Regions from separate parts of the Homo sapiens genome. Here region 2 is linked to region 1. Evidence: read pairs that join two places in POLR2A ChIA-PET (ENCODE). Cell type or tissue: MCF 10A. All regions are shown on one strand. Each heading gives the region's core, and the rest is flanking DNA. Links, peaks and the distances in the headings are about the cores only. Region 1 has its middle 230 kb from the start of MAOA. Region 2 holds the start of PPP1R2C (PPP1R2 family member C).

Region 1 (8,760 bases), core at 512-8,511:
CTGGAGGGAGTCACAGCAGGGACCTCTGTTACATTTCACCTCCCCAGGAGGAGAGAGAGAGCTTTGTCCATCAGGAAGCTTTCTCATTTAGTGCTTTTTCTCCTCCTGAGAACTGCATGTAAAAAGTTGGACTGGATAATCATTTAGTTCAATTAAATCAAAGGCTTTTAAATTTAGTACTCATCAGAATCACCCAGGGTGCTTGTTTGAAAGGGATCATCTGGACCACCCCAGGGATTCTAATACAGGGGGTCCATAGATTTCATTTTGAGAAACATAGAGCTAACCTTTCTGTCTTTTGAACAGGCACGACAGTGGGAACTATTTGATTCTTTTTCTAACAGTTGCTTTCTACCTAAATTGCTGGGGGGAACAAACTAATAAAAAGTGGCCCCAACTTATCTTTCTACAATGAGTGCTTCACAAATGCACAGAGATAATGTAGTAGCCTGTTCACTTGCTGCTTTCACCTATTATTTCTGCAGTCACCTCTCACTGAGTGCTCCATAGTCCTGAGACAAGACAGAAATTAACCCCAGGGGAGGCAAATCTATATAGTGTCTGGGAGAGACGAACTGCTCTAGTCTTTCCTCAGCTATCTACTCTCATGCACCTGAATCACACATGCCAATTAGAAACAGATGCAGATAGCATATACCCTTAGTAGTCAAGCCTTCTGTTCTAAAAAGCACGTTGATCTTTGGTTTCCTAGTGCTTGAACTAGAATAAATGCTAACTTTGGATCATTTCTCCTAAATGCACATGTGGCATCCCACAAACTGTGTATGGTTTATAGATACAATATAGGGATTCATAGAGCATTTCCACATATAGAAGTATTCTACTCCAACTGCACAAGGTAATCAATAAAGAAGCTAATTTTCTGGCTCAGAAAGAAAATTCCCCCACCCTCTAATACTGCAGATGACTGTGTGTGTGCCGTCACAGGGTCCCCATATGGAGAAGTCTTGTTTTCACGGGGGTTTAAAGCCCTGGACTTTAGTTTGCCATGCAGTGATGCAACTCACGGTGTTTCAGAACAGACAGGGCGGAGAGAAGCTGGAATCACTACTTGTGCATTCTATGTGGACTCCAAAGCCCTCACTCTCTCATTCTAGCTCCTATCCTCCTGCCTGGAGGACAGCCAAACAAATATTAAGCTAGATATTATTGAGTGCCTCTTGCATTCCAGGCCTATACTAGGAATGTTATCTAATTTAACCTTCTTAACAACTCTGTAATACAGAGAGTATTTTTATTAGCTGGGTTCCCTAGAAAACAGAGCATTGAGCAAGGATTAAGGGGCTAATGCTTCATTTGGAAGAGGTGTTCTCAGGGCAGTGAGAGTGAGGGAAATGTCCAACAGACAGGAAAGGCTAGGAAACAAGCAAAGAGAGTTATTATTTCACTGGCCACTGTTTCATCACAAGCCTTGAAGAGACACAGCTGACTGACTGCTCAGCATGTCCACCCAGTCATATATGGGGGGTATCTTTTCACAAGCTGTATGGAGAAACCATGTTTTAGAAGATTGCTTCAGAGGGAGAAAAGGAGAGGAAATATATTTGCCTGACTTAGTCTTCTGTCTCCCATTGGTTAACATTTGCCCTGAGGGTCAGCAGGATTTAACTCCTTCATTCCTCCAGGTTGTTTCATCAAGCCCTTGTAGTAGGTGCTCTGGATGCCAGATTCTGCTCCTTCTGGTGTGGCACTTCACTGGAGTATGGAAGTGGCTGAAGGAGCCAAACTACAAAAATGTGATTTATCAGCTTCATAAAGTTGGTCAGTATATCAACTGAGTCTTTCAGGAAGCAGATGTTGAAATGGAATTAGGAGTGCATGAGGTTTATTGGAGGTGCAATTCCTAATGAATGAAGCGAAAAGAAGGATCAGGCAGAGAAAGCTTTCAGACCATAATGTAGAACTGACACCTGCGAAAGGCAAGTGGGAGGAATAAGATAAGGGGGAGGGAGAGCCATGAACTGGTGCAGATCTGACAAAGTCTCAGCCAATCCTCAAAATAGCCAGGGCCTTGCCTACCATGCTCAGACATTGGCTAAGGGCCTCCAAGGAAGAGCATGGTCTCAGCTCGAAAGCTGGAGTGCTAACACTTGGACAATGTCACCTAACTGCGTTCCTTGAGGCCCATCAGCAAGTTCTTTCTCAAAGGGAGATCAGAGCAGTGTACCTCCATGGCTGCCACAGTTGGCTACAAAGGCAGCTGAAGTGAAGCCAGTAGATGAGATCAAGAGACAAGTGAAGAGAAGAAAATTTGAGGAAGTCCAAAAGATATGTCTGATAAAAGATTGTCCCCATTTAAGATATGCAAAAGATACTCAATACATTATATAAATTATTTAAAGACAGTGCTGGTAAGTCTAGTTTCCAGGATTTGAGCTCAGTTTTATCTGAAGTGGAGGCATTTGATTCTCCTGATTCAGCTCTGGTATCATACAAATTTGTGGCAGGCAAGATACTAATGAAGTTTCTGCTAAGGGAATCCTGTAATTTGATTAGGTGTGTCTCCTGGCTATTGTTGTTTCTCATTTTGTAGCATTCAAACCTGGTTCCCTGGTCTTTCTGGAGATTCTGAAAACTCCTTAAACATCTATATCTTTTTTTCTATTTAAAACAGCTAGAACCTGATTGATGGCTACAATAAAGGGCCCTTGCCAGGACAGTACTCTTTTTTTTAAGTGTTTGTTTGCTTGTTTTTATTTGTTTGTTTTAGAGATGAGGTCTCCTGCCTCAGCCTCCTGAGTAGTTGGGGACTAGAGGTGCCCACCGCCATGTCTGACTTACTTTTTATTAAATATTTTCTGGATGAAGTTCCAGAAGTTCATGGAGTATAGTTTGTTAAATTAAGATGGTGACATAGTTGGCAGAAAAATGAACCCAAGGCCAACCCATTATATCTTATTCCTTTTAATTTCTGGTTTCCTACTATTATGAAGAACCACAGATTTCCAGGTATCCCAGGTATCCGATATGGTTCTTTTCAGATATCATGGAATGGTTAAGGGTAAGCTGAGGAGTATGAAAGAGGCAACTGAGTCACCAGAGTGTCATGGTCCCAGTGTTGTGTTGCAGCCTATCTATTTTGGCTCATGAGTGCTGATTTGTAAATTTTCTGGAATTTTGCAAATGTTCATAGCCTGAAATTGATTAGGGCAGAGTATTTGCACCATGAATATTGGGAAAACCTACACATAAGCCTTTGCCCCCACCCCCATCCCCTAGCTTGCTAAAGAGCCAATTTCTCAGTGTTAGCTAAAATTTACCTCCATAGCTCTTGAAATGCATTTCTTCCCTTGGTACTCTGTGGGATCTTAGAAATCCACTGTTCTATGGGATCAGATTTGATGTTTGTGGTACGATATGAGAGGCATAGAGATCTGCCTCCTGCCCTGTAATTCCCCATCTCCACTGTTGCTATGTGACAAACCACCCCAAACTAAGTGATGTTAAGCAACAAAATTTGTTATGCTCACAGAATCTGTGGGTCAGGGGTTCATATGGGACGGAGTAGGGATGGTTTGTCTGTGCCACACCATACACAGAGCCCCCAATGGAAATATTTGAATGACTAGGGATGAACTGAATGGCTAGGGATGGAATAATTTGGAAGCTTCTTCACTCACATACCTGACATCTGGGCTGGGATGACTCAAAGCCTAGCTCATCTGAAGCTATCAACTGGAACACTACACATGGCCTCTCCATGGGCTTGAGCTTCTTACACCATGGCAGTTGGATCCAAGAGGAAACATCCTAAGAGGGATGTCTAGAGACTGAGTGTTTAAAGAACCTGTTGTAAGTTGCATGACCTTTTATGACTCAGGCTTAGAAGAAACATTGCATCACTCTGTAAGTGTTCACATGTCCACCCAGATTCAAGGGAAAGGACTCAACCTCTTGATTGAAAATGTCACAAGAATTTAGAGCAGTGTTTTCAACCATGCCCTTCTCAACACATAATTGTCAAAAATTTTGAAATACTACTACTACTTAGGATTCATTCTTCTAAATCAAACATTGTTACCAATCAAAACACAACTTCTCCTGGAAATCAATCTTGTATCAGTATATCATAGATGCTCCCAGATTTTTTTTTTGTTTGTTTGTTTTTTGTTTTTTGTTTTTTTTTTTTTTTGAGACGGAGTCTCGCTCTGTCGCCCAGGCTGGAGTGCAGTGGTGCGATCTCAGCTCACTGCAAGCTCCGCCTCCCTGGTTCACACCATTCTCCTGCCTCAGCCTCCCGAGTACCTGGGACTACAGGCGCCTGCCACCACACCCGGCTAATTTTTTTTTGTATTTTTTTTTAGTAGAGACAGGGTTTTACCATGTTAGCCAGGATGGTCTCGATCTCCTGACCTCGTGATCCACCCACCTCGGACTCCCAAAGTGCTGGGATTACAGGCGTGAGCCACCACGCCTGGCCTCAGATGTTTTTTAATGTGATAGCCAGACTAGAGCAGATCACCATGGGCTGGAGGAATCAGAGAACATGCAAGACCTGGGTGCTTAGGACAGGAAAGTGTGAGGGGAGATATGTGGGGACAGAAGAGTTACCTCTCAAATTTGCATGTAGCTAGTCCTCCTTGTTGCTTTCATAGGGAAAAGTGCAGAGTGCAGAAAAGTTACTCATCTCTCAGAAGCCCTCAGGGAAAGGAGAGACTCCCCACTTCCATAACCACTAGTCTCTTGTTTGTCTGTCTCTAAGTCTCTGAGCTAAGTTCTGGGATGCACTGGCAACAAGAAATGACACACTCCCTACTCTCCAGGTACTTGCCATCTAGTGGGAAAAGTCCAGACAAATAAATGGATGTGTTTGTTGTGATAAACATAAGGATAAAAGTAAGATACTGTGGGACCACAGAGGAGAGGCAGCCAACCCAAACTGAGAAATAAGGAGTGGCTTTGAGGATGAGGTGGGGTGGCCCTGTAGTAGGTAAGGATTTCCCGAGTAAATGGCTGTATGGAAGGGCACCCGGGCAGAGGACTTGTGCTGCCCAGCCATAGGAAAATGTTTGGGTTTCTCATATTTCAAAATGGCTGGAGCCTGCAGTACAACAAGGGATGGTATGAGAGGAGGCTGATTAAAAATTGAAGTAGGGCTGACATTCTTCTTAGGCTGCGCTGTTTAAACTCTATTCTGTAGGTTGTAGGGAGTCATTTGAGCATTGTGTGGTTGAATATGATATGTAAGGATTTGCATTTGCAAAGATTACTCTGGCTAAAGTTTGGAAACTGGTTTGGAGTGGGAAAGGTATGAAGGTAGAGGCACTAGTTAAGATATGGCTTACTATAACAGAAGTTACGCATACTTATATTACTATAGTAACATAGGTAATGGTGGGGAGTACATAGACAGGAATATAGATTCAGGATATATCATGGAGGTACATTTGTCTTGTCTTAGTGACTGATTAGATTTGGAAACTTAAGTAAAACTGGTAATCTGTGATGGCTGGGGGCAGGGGTAATGTCACCTTTCACACAAATAAGCAATGCAGAGGATGGAGGGAGAAGGGTGGAAGAGATAGGCACAGTGATAAATGAATGCAGCTTTAGACCTATTACACTGGAGTAACCTGTAAGGCAACCAGATGAAATATATAGAGAGAGGTCTGGAGGAACAGATTTAAAAGTCATTAGCATACAACCACATGGTGAATGAATCCACAGAAATTAATGGGTTTGCCTAGGATGGGTATAGAGTGAAAAGAGAAGACTGTCAAGAACAGGACCCCAGGGAGCAGTGATTTTATGGAATGGACAAAGGAAGAATGGCTGCAAAGGAGACTAAGAGACTGAACAGGGACAACTGAAGGAAAGGAGAAAAATTAAAAAAAGAATAGCCCCAGGAAATTTCCTGTTGGGAAAATTAAGGATTTCAGAGTAATGGAAGAAATGGTTCACTTCCACTTGGAAACAAAAAGAGGATCTGTGAAAAACACTCTGTAAGGGAGATGCTACCCTTGGGGAATTAGTAACTGAAGGATAAACCTGTGCATTTATATAACTCTCTGATTGTTGAATATACTCTATTTTCAGCTGCAGCACATTTTATAAAGCTGACAGATTAGGTTCATGATACAGTTCAATTTCCTTTTAATTTCATGATTTTTACTTGTTTTTCTGTCTTAAACCATGCACAGTGTAACCATAACAATGACAACAATAATAAATAAAATGATCCATAATCCTTTAATTTCCAAATAAACTGTTTTTTGTTTTTAATATTATTTGTCTGTAAGAAATTTTATAGCTATAATATTAACATTTTTATACTGCTAAATTTGCTTGTTTACAAATGTGGTAAGTGTATTTCAACATAGATACATAGGTATTAAGAACTGTGATTTTAAATATCTGCATAATATTCTGTTATATGGTAATGCTATAATTTACTGTCCATTTCTCTATTTTTTAATATTTAAACTGTTTCTAAATTTGCTAAATTGAATGCATTTATGCATAATGAGTCTCTCTAGACACTCCTAGAGTTAAGGAATTTCATTACAAATTTGAATAATTCTGAAATTTCAGGATAATATTATAATACAGTGATTCAGAACTGAGCTCAAGGTTTAGTTCAATTATGTCTTTGGTTTTCGTTATTGCCATGGTTGAAATCATCCTTCACAAGGGCTATAATATAAAATAGACACTTTGGGAGATGTTTATTGTTAATAATTGTATATGTGAATTCATATTTCAAATAATCTCATTGTTAATCTTACAAGTTCGTTAGCTTCTGGGCAAGTCTGAGTAAATCCTCATTGTTTGTTTTTTTAAAATCTCATTTACTGTCCAAAGAAGAGTTTGTACTAGGAGTAGAAGTTTTGGCCCTGCCTTTTTATTTTTGTTTGCTTGAGCTTACATTATTAGTGTTACCTTAAAATCGTGTTTGATGAATCTATCTGTCTGTCTCTGCCTGTTTATCTGTCTATCCATTCATCCACCCATCCATCCATCCATCCATCTGGCAGAAATAATTTCTAGACCCTTAACCACTTTATGACGGTTTGTTTAGCTAAAACCAGATTATATGAGCCATTAATTTTCTTAACTGTGTAGATGTAAACAGCAATCTATTGTAACATGCTACATTATGCAGTCTGATGAGAGAGGCACTGAACCATGAGCGACCCATGACTCTAGATTTGTGGATCAAATAAGGATGCCTTATAGTAAATAATGGTAGAGCTTTCTGCTTTTTAATTCATACATCAATATAACTTGAAATTCTAATATTTCTTCCTGATATGGTTTGGCTCTGTCCCCATCCGATTCTCATCATGAATTGTAGTTCCCATAATCCCTACATGTCGTGGGAGGGACCCAGTGGGAGGTAATTGAATTGTAGGGGCAATTACCCTCATGCTGTTCTTGTGATAGTGAGTGAGTTCTGATGAGATCTGAGGGCTTTATAAGGGGTCCCCCATTTGCTTGGCCCTTCTCTTTCCTGCAGCCATGTGAAGAAGGACATGTTTGCTTCCCTTTCCCCCATGATTATAAGTTTCCTGAGGCCTCCCCAGCCCTGTGGAACTGTGAGTCAATTAAGCCTCTTTCCTTTATAAATTACCCAGTCTTGAGTATTTCTTCACAACATCATGAAAATGGACTAATACACTTCCCTCCTCCAAGTGTATTCTCTCCAAGTGTATCACCCTTGAGTATAAGCATCCCACTTTAGAGACCACTGCTCCAAAAGTCTTCCTGGTCTTGACACTCTGATTAGCTTCTGCTGTTGTCTGCTGTCCAGCAATTCTCTGGAACAGTGGGTTAGAGAGAGTTCTTTCTACAGAGTAAGTAGAACCCTTCAGTAATGAGAAAGCATTACTAAGTATAGTTTTTTTCTGAAATTTTAAAACAATAGCAACCTAATCATCACCATGTATAAATGTATATTACTGATAATGCATCATATATTGTTGCTAGTTAGGAATCACTGGTACACGACTGAACTATTTGTATAATTGAGAACCAATATTTTCAAGTCCATGCAGCACTATAAAACTTAGTTGGTGTAGTTACTAGACATCACCCAAGAATGAGGCCCTTTTTCTTTGCTTTCTAGTTTTTGTCTTGCTCTTAGTCATTGATTCATCCATTCATTCAACAAGATTGTAAAGAGCACCTTCAATAATAATAAATAAAAGCTAATATGTATTGATTTGGTGCTTTGTGCCAGTCCATTTTCTAAGCACTTCAAATGCATTAACTCCTTTAACTCTCACAGTAATCCTAGGGGAGATTTTTAGTGATTCCATATACAATCCCTATTTGCCACAGACATTTTCAAATTCCCTTAAGTTTGCTGGCTCACAAGGCCCCAGTAACAGTGAAGCTAATATATCAACCTGCATATGCTGCAAAGCCCTTTCTTGCTCTAGAAAACACACTTGAAACTGGCAGCCTTGTGGGTATGTTGGCAAATGGGGCTAAACAGCATGCCCAAATGTAGTTGTTGGTGAGGCACATGGTCATACAGCTAGAAAGTAGCTTCAATAAACTAAGGACCATGCTAAGTAAGCCACAGCAATAGACAGAGAAAGACACAACCTGCTCTAAAGGCGCTCCCAGATATGTGGACTAGACAAAGAGATTATTGCTTAGCAGTGAGCTGTCTATTATAGATGTTAATATAGAGTCTCTGGAAAATACATTGGAAATCAGCCTTTTTAGATTCTGGAGGCAACAACTACCACATTTGGGCATGCACAGTCTTGAAATAGCTCCTCTAAGATATTT
Region 2 (8,760 bases), core at 408-8,407, 650 kb after region 1:
GACTAAATTTGAGATCAGGGACTGAGGGCATGTCAAGCAAATGTCTAGATGATTCCAGAGTCCATCTGAGTAGATAAAATATCCAGTCTGTTTCTAATTAGCCTTTTTTTTTCAGCCTCAGATAGTGGCTTTCAGGTATCCCTGAGTCCCTCGAGAGGCCCTGATGTGAGTGGGAGGATTAAAGTTCAAATGACTGAGGGAGTTGAGCTGGAGCAAGAAGGAAAATGTCTAGCAGGGGTGGACAGAGAAGTGGAGCAGGCAGGGGTTTGAGGGGAACATATCAAAGAATTCAAGGGAGCTGAAGAGAGGATTGAAGGTGGTAAGAGGAAGAAGCAATGGGAAGGAAGAGACCATAGAGGAGCCAGTTTGAGGAGATCTCAAGTTCCTCAAAGAGGCCACTGGAGTTCCAAATAATCCTCAGCAAAATCATGCCAATAAGAAAGGAAGTAGACAGAGCTGGCCTCAGCATGGGTTCAAGAGGAGGAGTTTCAGACAACTGAACAATTTCTATAAAGAGAGGCCTCACAAAGAGCCAGAAAAAATAAAATTTCCAGCCCAGTAGTTGTGGAGTGGATCCTCACTTGAAACAAAAGAGTCAGGAAAATATTCCAGGCCAGGGAGCCAGGAAGTAATTAAATAAGGGTGGGAGACAGGAAGAATTTTCTAGCCAGGACCAGGCCCAGGAATCAGAGAATATATATAACTCCATTCCAAACAAAGAGCCAGGAAGAAAGACTTCCAGCCCAACAGGTGCCTTCTTTCTCTCTTTCTTTTTCTTTTCCTTTTTTTGAGACAGGGTCTCATTCTGTCACCCAGGCTGGAGTGCAGGAAGCTCAGGTGCCTTTCATAAAAAGCTTCAGACTCTAACGCAGCTTCAGAGAGTATACTCAGAATCATAAGAATCAAAATGTATCCTCACCATGCTTCAACAGACTGCCATCTGGAGCACTGGCTCAAGAGTTGGGCTTACCAATGGATTCCTGATCAGTCAGCCAAGAGTGAAGACAAAGGTTTCAAAGGTGCATACTTCAGGTTCTGGATGAGAGCTCCAGGGGTCCAATGGTGAATCTGATCTTATCTGAGTCACAGCCAACACAACTGTTAAAAAAATTATTCATGACACTTGTTAAAGATGGTAAGAAAGACTCTATTCCATGGAGGACTATCACAGTAGATACACGAACCACTGCAATGGGGTCCGTGTAGGGGAATAAAATTGGCATTGACTGCCACTCCAACAAGAATAGGTAAAGGGCAGGATGGAGACTCAGTGAATAGAAAATTACTGAAAGGAAACATCAGGGCTAAGGGGAATTCTTGCTAGACTGACCCAACAGGGTGACAAGATATCTAGTGTGGGGCATGAGGAATTTGATCAGCTACTCAGGGAAGTCAGTTATCAGTGGTGGGGAATTTTCACTAAATTAACTTAGTAGGATTCTTGCTCAAACTGGATTCTACAAGCCCAAGTTTAGGCCTAGTCGAGCAGAGGGCTTAGAGGAGCCTGATTAAAGTTTGGTCAAAGGAGAGAATCTTTGTCACTTCCTTTTATGTTTTGATGTTTGTCATCTAGTGTACACAGATAAGAAATTACAAATGACTCAAAATGCTGTCACAGAGAATAAGAGACACCATGAAAGCAAAGCGAGGTCTATTTGCTGTTGGGGGTCAGGAAATGGCCTCTGAAAGTCAATGATGATTGAACTGAAATCTGAAAGGGTGCTCCAGGCTGCATGAAGAACCTGGAAAAAAAAAAAAAAAAAAAAAAAAAACCTCTTGGACAGGAAGGTTCATGAATGCTCCCACAATGGGAAGATCAGAATAGAAAGCTGGAGGTAGAGTGGGAAGAATTTAAGGGGAGAAGGCTGCAGATAGACACGTGAGTAAACTGAGCATATCATAACAGCTGTTTTCAGCCTCTTCTGAATTTGGGTCTTTATGTCAAGAACAGTGGGCAGCCGTTGAAGGGTTTGAAAGAGAGATGAAGAAGATCTGATGGGTGTTTTGACCGTGGATAAGAGATTGGACAGCAGGAGGAGGAGATACTGGGGGCCCAGTTCAATGACTGTGAGTGAAGTTGCCATAAGAGAAAATGGTGATTTGAAACACGGTGGTGGCAGAAGAGATCAAATAAGCCTCTTGAAATATTTAGGTCACATCCGAGGGCTGGATTGGAGAATGGGCAACATGAAGGGACTGAGGAGGACACGCAGATTCCCAGCTGATATAATTAGCTCTATGTTGGGGTCATTCACCAAGACAGGGAGAAGAGAGGAGGACCAAGGTATGCGTGGTGGAGGGAGAGTGTGGATGGGCACAGGAGGGAGGAGCAGAAGGTCATCACCTTCTAGCTGAGGCCTCTCATCTTTCCAACCAAAGTCGTGGCTTTCAAAGTTTTGACAGTGACCCACAATGAGAAATATTTTACATAGCTTTCCTGTGGGCAGACAGGGTGTATAGAAGTTTCTAAAACAATGCTTCCCCTTTCCATGTACAACCAAAGGGTATTTCCTACCTTATTTTCCGTTAAAAGAGAAAAAAAATGACGTTAGCATGGGCCACGAGGCGGTAACGTCAGCGGTACAGCCAGCGGCAACGGCAAAAGCAACGGTAGCTGTAACGGTAGCGGTGACGTCAGCGGTAGCGGCAACGGTGACTGCAACGGTAGCGGTAACCATAGCGGTAACCGTAGCAACTACGGCAGCGGTGGCGGAGGCGGCGACCATAGTGACGTCATACGCAGCGCCCTTTGTGACACCAGGGCCCTGGTGCTTTAACTAGGGCGTTGGGACCTGTTGCCCACACAGACCGCCCTGCAGTTTCAGACTGGAGGGCGGTGGACGGCTACTCAGCGGCCCAACTCTCTCGCAGCCCTTCTCTCCGCAAAATGTCAGCCTCCACCTCCTCGCACCGGCCCATCAAGGGGATCCTGAAAAACAAAAGCTCGTCGGGTTCCTCGGTGGCGACTTCCGGTCAGCAGTCTGGAGGGACTATTCAAGATGTGAAGAGAAAGAAATCCCAAAAGTGGGACGAATCAAGCATCCTTGCGGCACACCGCGCAACGTACAGAGATTACGATTTAATGAAGGCAAATGAGCCCGGCACTTCCTACATGAGTGTGCAAGATAATGGGGAAGATTCAGTGCGCGATGTCGAAGGAGAAGATTCAGTGCGTGGTGTCGAAGGAAAGGAAGCCACCGATGCTTCCGACCACAGCTGTGAGGTGGACGAGCAAGAGAGCAGTGAGGCCTACATGAGAAAAATCCTCCTCCACAAACAGGAGAAAAAGCGGCAGTTCGAAATGAGAAGAAGGCTTCACTACAACGAAGAATTGAACATCAAATTAGCTAGACAATTAATGTGGAAAGAGCTACAAAGTGAAGATAATGAAAACGAAGAAACGCCACAAGGCACGAACGAAGAGAAGACTGCTGCGGAAGAATCAGAGGAAGCTCCTCTGACCGGTGGACTGCAAACCCAGTCATGCGACCCTTAGAAGATGCCTGCTTCACCCTTGCAATTGTTTGTGAATATGTGACGCTTAGAAGATATCTGCTTCACCCTTGCAATTGTTTGTGAAATACAAACCTTGTTACTGTAATACACTGCTTCTTGTTTTCTGTAGCGCATGCGTCGAGTACTAAATTACTTAGTTAAATTGTAATGCAGAATTAAATGGTAATCTTAGAGAGTCATAGATTAAGTGGGAAATGTCTGCTTGATGTTATTGTAATTATTTAACACAAATACAGATCCTGATATTGCTTTTAATTTTATAAAGCCATATTCCTTTTATAAAACCATGGGTTAATGTATATATTCTATAGCTTTTTAATATGTTAAAGACTTGAAAGGTAACTAATTTATATTCACTTCTAGTTATACTAACTTTTGCAGAAAAGGTTTTGTTAAAAATGCAAAACATAATTGTTAAAGTAGATTATCTAGGCTGATAAATATTCAGGCTGAAAAACACATTAGGGTGATTTGCTGTTTAATTGAGAGGGAATATATTATAAGAGTTCTTGTTGAATTTTCTTGTAGTAACTTGACAGTTTCTCTTAATTTTCTTTGGTTTACAAGGAAATGACTGAACTTTTTCTCGTCAAAAATAGCCATTTTTCATGCATTATCAGGTTAAAATTGCACCAATGGCTGTTTTGTTTTTTGTACAGAGGGTGGGCAGATTTGGTATCAATAGTTTTTTCAAATTCTAAAGTAGTTAGTAGACCCTTTTTGTACCTACCTCAACCTCTGTCCTTTGTTCCTCAGTCCTCCCAGCCCATGCACATCAATCCCTTAACTTTATGGAATATCATAGATAGTCAAGACATTAGAAACCCTTTCTTCTCTCAGATATTCTATGTGTTGCAACAGTGTCATTTCCATTTTGAGTATGATGGTCTCTTCAGCCTTCCAACATGTGGGGTTACATAACTATTTGAATGCAAAGAAGTGGTTTCCAGATGCCTGCGGAGTGAACAGCTGCCTGCAGATGCGTTCTTCTTTCTTTCAAGTTCCTTCTGTCTGAAGGTGAAGACAGAAAGCTCAGCCCTCGTGACCTGTTCTTGCTCAGAAGAGAAGGAAACCCAGCTCACATTTGGCTACAGTTAGGGGAGGAATGGGGTTGCAGAAGTGATAAGGAAAAATAATAGATGACTCACAAGTGGGGAGATAAGCAGATGAAAACATTGGAGGGAGTAACACATGGTTCTACATGAGGGAGGGAGGTGTGTCTAAAGAATCATTTTCCACAAGATGATACACTATTGTTTACCTAACACAATACCACACTTAGGTTATTAGGGAGAAATGTGGGCAAGGAGATGAGGGATGAAGCCTCCAAAACCCAAATTTGGGGAGGAATACATCCAAGAATTTTTAATAAGAAACTTGATCCAATTAGCACTATCATTTTATAATTGAAAAATTCAGCCCATAAGAGACAGATGCAACATTCAATACACATTTAAGGGGAAGCAGAAGAGACTGAGCTCTCAGCCAGTCCACACTGGGTGGGCTTTAGCAGCCAAAGCTGCATGTGCAGAGGCCTTTGGAGGAATTAAGAATGCAGATTGCAAAAAGTCTGGGGAAAACTGAAAATTGTGGGTGTGTGTCTGTGTTTGTGTGTCTATGTGTGGGCACTGGGGAAAGCTGCCTTGAGGATTCTTCTCTACCAGTATAAACACAGTTCTCTAAGACAAGGTTATACATTATTAGCTCCTGAAAAAGGTAAAAAATTGTTTTTATCATTGTGTAGGCAGAGCATTTTTGCATCACTGAACCTGCTTATCCATGCTGGGTACAAAATATCTTATTCTTTCACAAAGCCTTCTTTTTCTTCATCTTTTTTTCCTGTTTTAAAGCAGACTCTTTGAAAGGTGCATATGAACCCGGTTTCCATAGCAATTGCAAGCATCAGTGATAACCCAGAGCTTCTAAGTTATAATATACAGGCTACCCTATTAATGAGTTTCAAACTGCATTTCCATGAGACAACGGCTCAGCCACTGATAGATAAGGTCAGACGCCATCTTCAAACTTTAAATTAAATCAGGATAGATCAAAATGCAACAGAGGGAGGAGTATCCTTTTGGGAAAGTGTGCTGTTAAAAATATGTTCTTTGTGGAGGCAAAACAGTTGCTTTTGTGGTTTCTAAAGCCCAGATGAAAAAAATACAAAAACACATACAGCTTCTTCTGGGTTACTAATGGCATGTTGTCATTTTCTCATGCTATTTGTGAGCGAGTTTTTATCATGGTAGCTCAGGCTCTAAGAAAGCACACAATCCTTTGCTTTAGGAAGAACAGACATAATGGTTTATTTTTGCCAGATCTCACATAACATCATGTTATAATTTATTAAATTATTTATTTATACACTAGGTGCCAAGGCTCTGTGCCTGCCTTCAAGGAGATACCAGTTTATGGATGGGAGAGCTCAGCCATGTCACCAGGTCATTTCTATACTGTGCAAGAGTGCTTTACAGAGGTCCTCGAGGGACATCACCTAAGGTCTTGAAAGGCCTTCACTTGGAGTTGATATCGAGGATAAGACCTAGAGGAGACATGAAATTTAACCAAGTGACGAGAGGTAGACTCATAGAAGTTAGCATTCCAGATGTAGGTAAGGAGATGTAGTTCCTTTGGGGAGCTGCAAGGTATTCTCTATGGGAGAATGCATAGGACTAAAGAGGAAAGAAAGGCTATGAAAGGATTCACATGCCACACAAAGGCAATGGGAGCCACCATTTTTAAACAGAATAGTGACATAATCAAACTCATGTTTTTGAAAGACCACTATCGCTGCAGAGTAGGGCCTGAAACCGAACAGCACAGAGGGACAAAGAGGGAGAGAGGAGCACATATGTGTGACATGGGTTACAGGAAGCTTATGGCTATAATATTCAAGTGCTGAACCTCTTACCTTGCACTCACAGCAGAGTCACACCCTGCTCTACATCAGTGCCATGCAGTGTGGCCCCCAGACTGGCTGCATAAGCAACACCCAGAAGCTGGTTAGAAGTCCTAATTCTCAGACTCCATCCCAGACCTACTGATTCAGCATCTCTAGGGCTAAGGCCTAGCGTTCTGTGCTTTAACAACCTTTCCAGGGGATTGTTCTGGATGTTCAAGTTTTTTTTTTTTTTCCTTACAAACAGAGTCTCACTCTGTCACCCAGGCTGCAGTGCAATGGCGCCATCTCGGCTCACTGCAACCTCCGCCTCCCAGGTTCAAACGATTCTCCTGCCTCAGCCCCTGGAGTGGCTGGGATTACAGGCATGTGGCATCATGCCTGGCTAATTTTTGTATTTTTAGTAGAGACGGGGTGTCACCATGTTGACCAGGCTGGTCTCGAACTTCTGACCTCAGGTGATCCACCCGCCTCAGCCTCCCAAAGTGCTGGGATTACAGGCGTGAGCCACCGCACCTGGCCAGTGTTCAAGTTTGAGAACCACTGCTTTACAATATAACTTTTTAATTAGCTGAGCTCAACTCTGTGGGACAGATCTCACTACTCATGTGTGTGCGTGTGTGTGTGTGTGTGTGTGTGTGTGTGAGATGTGTATACAATTTTGCAAAAATACATTACATTGAATGTCAGAACTACACAAAGATTTGTTGAGAAACTTTCACAAGTATGCTGCTAGATGGAAATCACAGCTATACTCAGTCTGTTCCCATCCCGCCAATGCAACCCTTTCTGTAGTCCCTCCTCCACATCTTGCTATACACTGTGCTCCTCACAGCACTGGTAGAGTTGGCATTCCCACTGCCACCCACAAAGTCCTGGGACTTTTCCATATCTTCAGCTTTCTTTGGGCTATTCCTTTTATCCAAAATATATGTCTTCCTATTTTTACTGCATGTCTTAATCAGTCTTCTACATTCAGTATAATTCATCCCGCAAACTTCTAAGTCAGAATAGTGGGTGTCTGCCTTGGGGGAGGCAGAAAAGTACAGTAAGTGACAGTGAAGGATTTGAAGTCAAAAAGATCTGGATTTGAACTCAAGCTCTGCCATATATTAGCTGAGTCACTTGAGGCAAAGCATTTCACCTCTTTAAGCCTGTTACCTTACAATCAAATGAGGATAATTATAACAATACCTTCCATTTCTGGTTGTTGAAATGATTAAATAAAAAAGTGCTAGTAAAACACAAGGCTTTTGGTAAGTATTCAGTAAGTGATAGCTATTATTATTATTCTCATCTGCACACATTTTCTCTACATCTGTTAAACCAATCATTTCTCTGACATTTCTGAATCTATCTCTCTTTTCCCACTGGACTGAGGGCCTCTTGGAGATAGGAGCTGTGCCCATGTGTCTGACATCTCTAAGCACAGTGTCTTGTACTCAACAGATGTTGTAGAACGGAACTGAGAAGTTGCACTTGAGCAGTTTTTCCTCCTGTCAAATTGTGTTCTATAATTCGTCTATAATTTACCTATTCAAATAGAGCTTGTTCCCTGAGGCTCCTCAAGTTTTAGCTCCATGAGCTGTGAGGGGCACAGGTGAAGACAAAGTGAAAAGATAACAGTCTCAAAGGGCAAGACTTGAGTGGCAGCTGCTTCAAATAACCTTCTCTTTGAGGATGTCCTTGGTGTTTTCATCATCACTAAGTCTGCAAAGTAGGAGATGAAATGGGAGGACAGCAGGCAGGATTTAGATGGAAAGCCAATCTCCATTTTAATTTTAAAATGCATTGAAACTTCTAGGACATAGCCAGGTTTATAAAAGAAAGGAATTAATTTTGTCTTGTGAATCTAGACCACAGGTAAGAACCACATTCAGTTATTTATAGCAACACATGACACTTTTATATTTGCAGAGTGTTTTTGATTCTTTTTTCCTTCTGAACTCCCTTTATTAATTACTATTGACTTTAATAGCAACATAAAACTTTTAGAGCTAGAAAAGGCCTTAAAGACCCTTTAGTCCAACTGCTTCCCATTATAGGCGAGGTTTTCTGTCTCATTAGCAGCAGAGATGAAATTATCACCCAGGGCTTATAAAGCCAAGGGGAGACTAAGTTTGTATATAGCAACAAGATCTCTCTCTTTATGTACAGGGAACCTAGATTGAAAACAGATTGAAGCATGTTTTCGAGTTGGTCTGGAGGCTGCTCTTGTATTTAGAACTCAGAAAAGCCTTCCAGAAGAGTATGACGTTTCTTAGAAAGCCTGGACTCAGACCAGCACCCAACACATCTGCTGGCTGATACTTTATCTTTTCAAGATGCCTAGAGTACACCTTGCT

What was found. ChIA-PET counts read pairs that join two places held together with the same protein. Peaks named below come from ENCODE experiments on the same cell type or tissue, not always from the same donor. Only the 100,000 strongest peaks of a DNase experiment are listed, where the experiment ranks them.
Region 2: POLR2A ChIA-PET joins it to region 1 with 7 read pairs; 2 of 35 experiments call an interaction of 5 or more read pairs at or near these places.

The regions. Positions count from the first base shown.
Region 1 is chrX:43,419,116-43,427,875 of GRCh38, reverse strand. No RefSeq gene overlaps it. Among named protein-coding and RNA genes, the nearest start is that of MAOA, 230 kb to the left of the region's middle. In MCF 10A, for the core only: no CTCF peak of the experiment used is centred there; a DNase peak (open chromatin) is centred at 3,845.
Region 2 is chrX:42,772,207-42,780,966 of GRCh38, reverse strand. It overlaps PPP1R2C (PPP1R2 family member C), which reads left to right and starts at 2,804. Exons shown (of 1, transcript NM_025210.2): 1 at 2,804-3,601. The coding sequence starts at 2,888. The coding sequence ends at 3,496. In MCF 10A, for the core only: no CTCF peak of the experiment used is centred there; no DNase peak of the experiment used is centred there.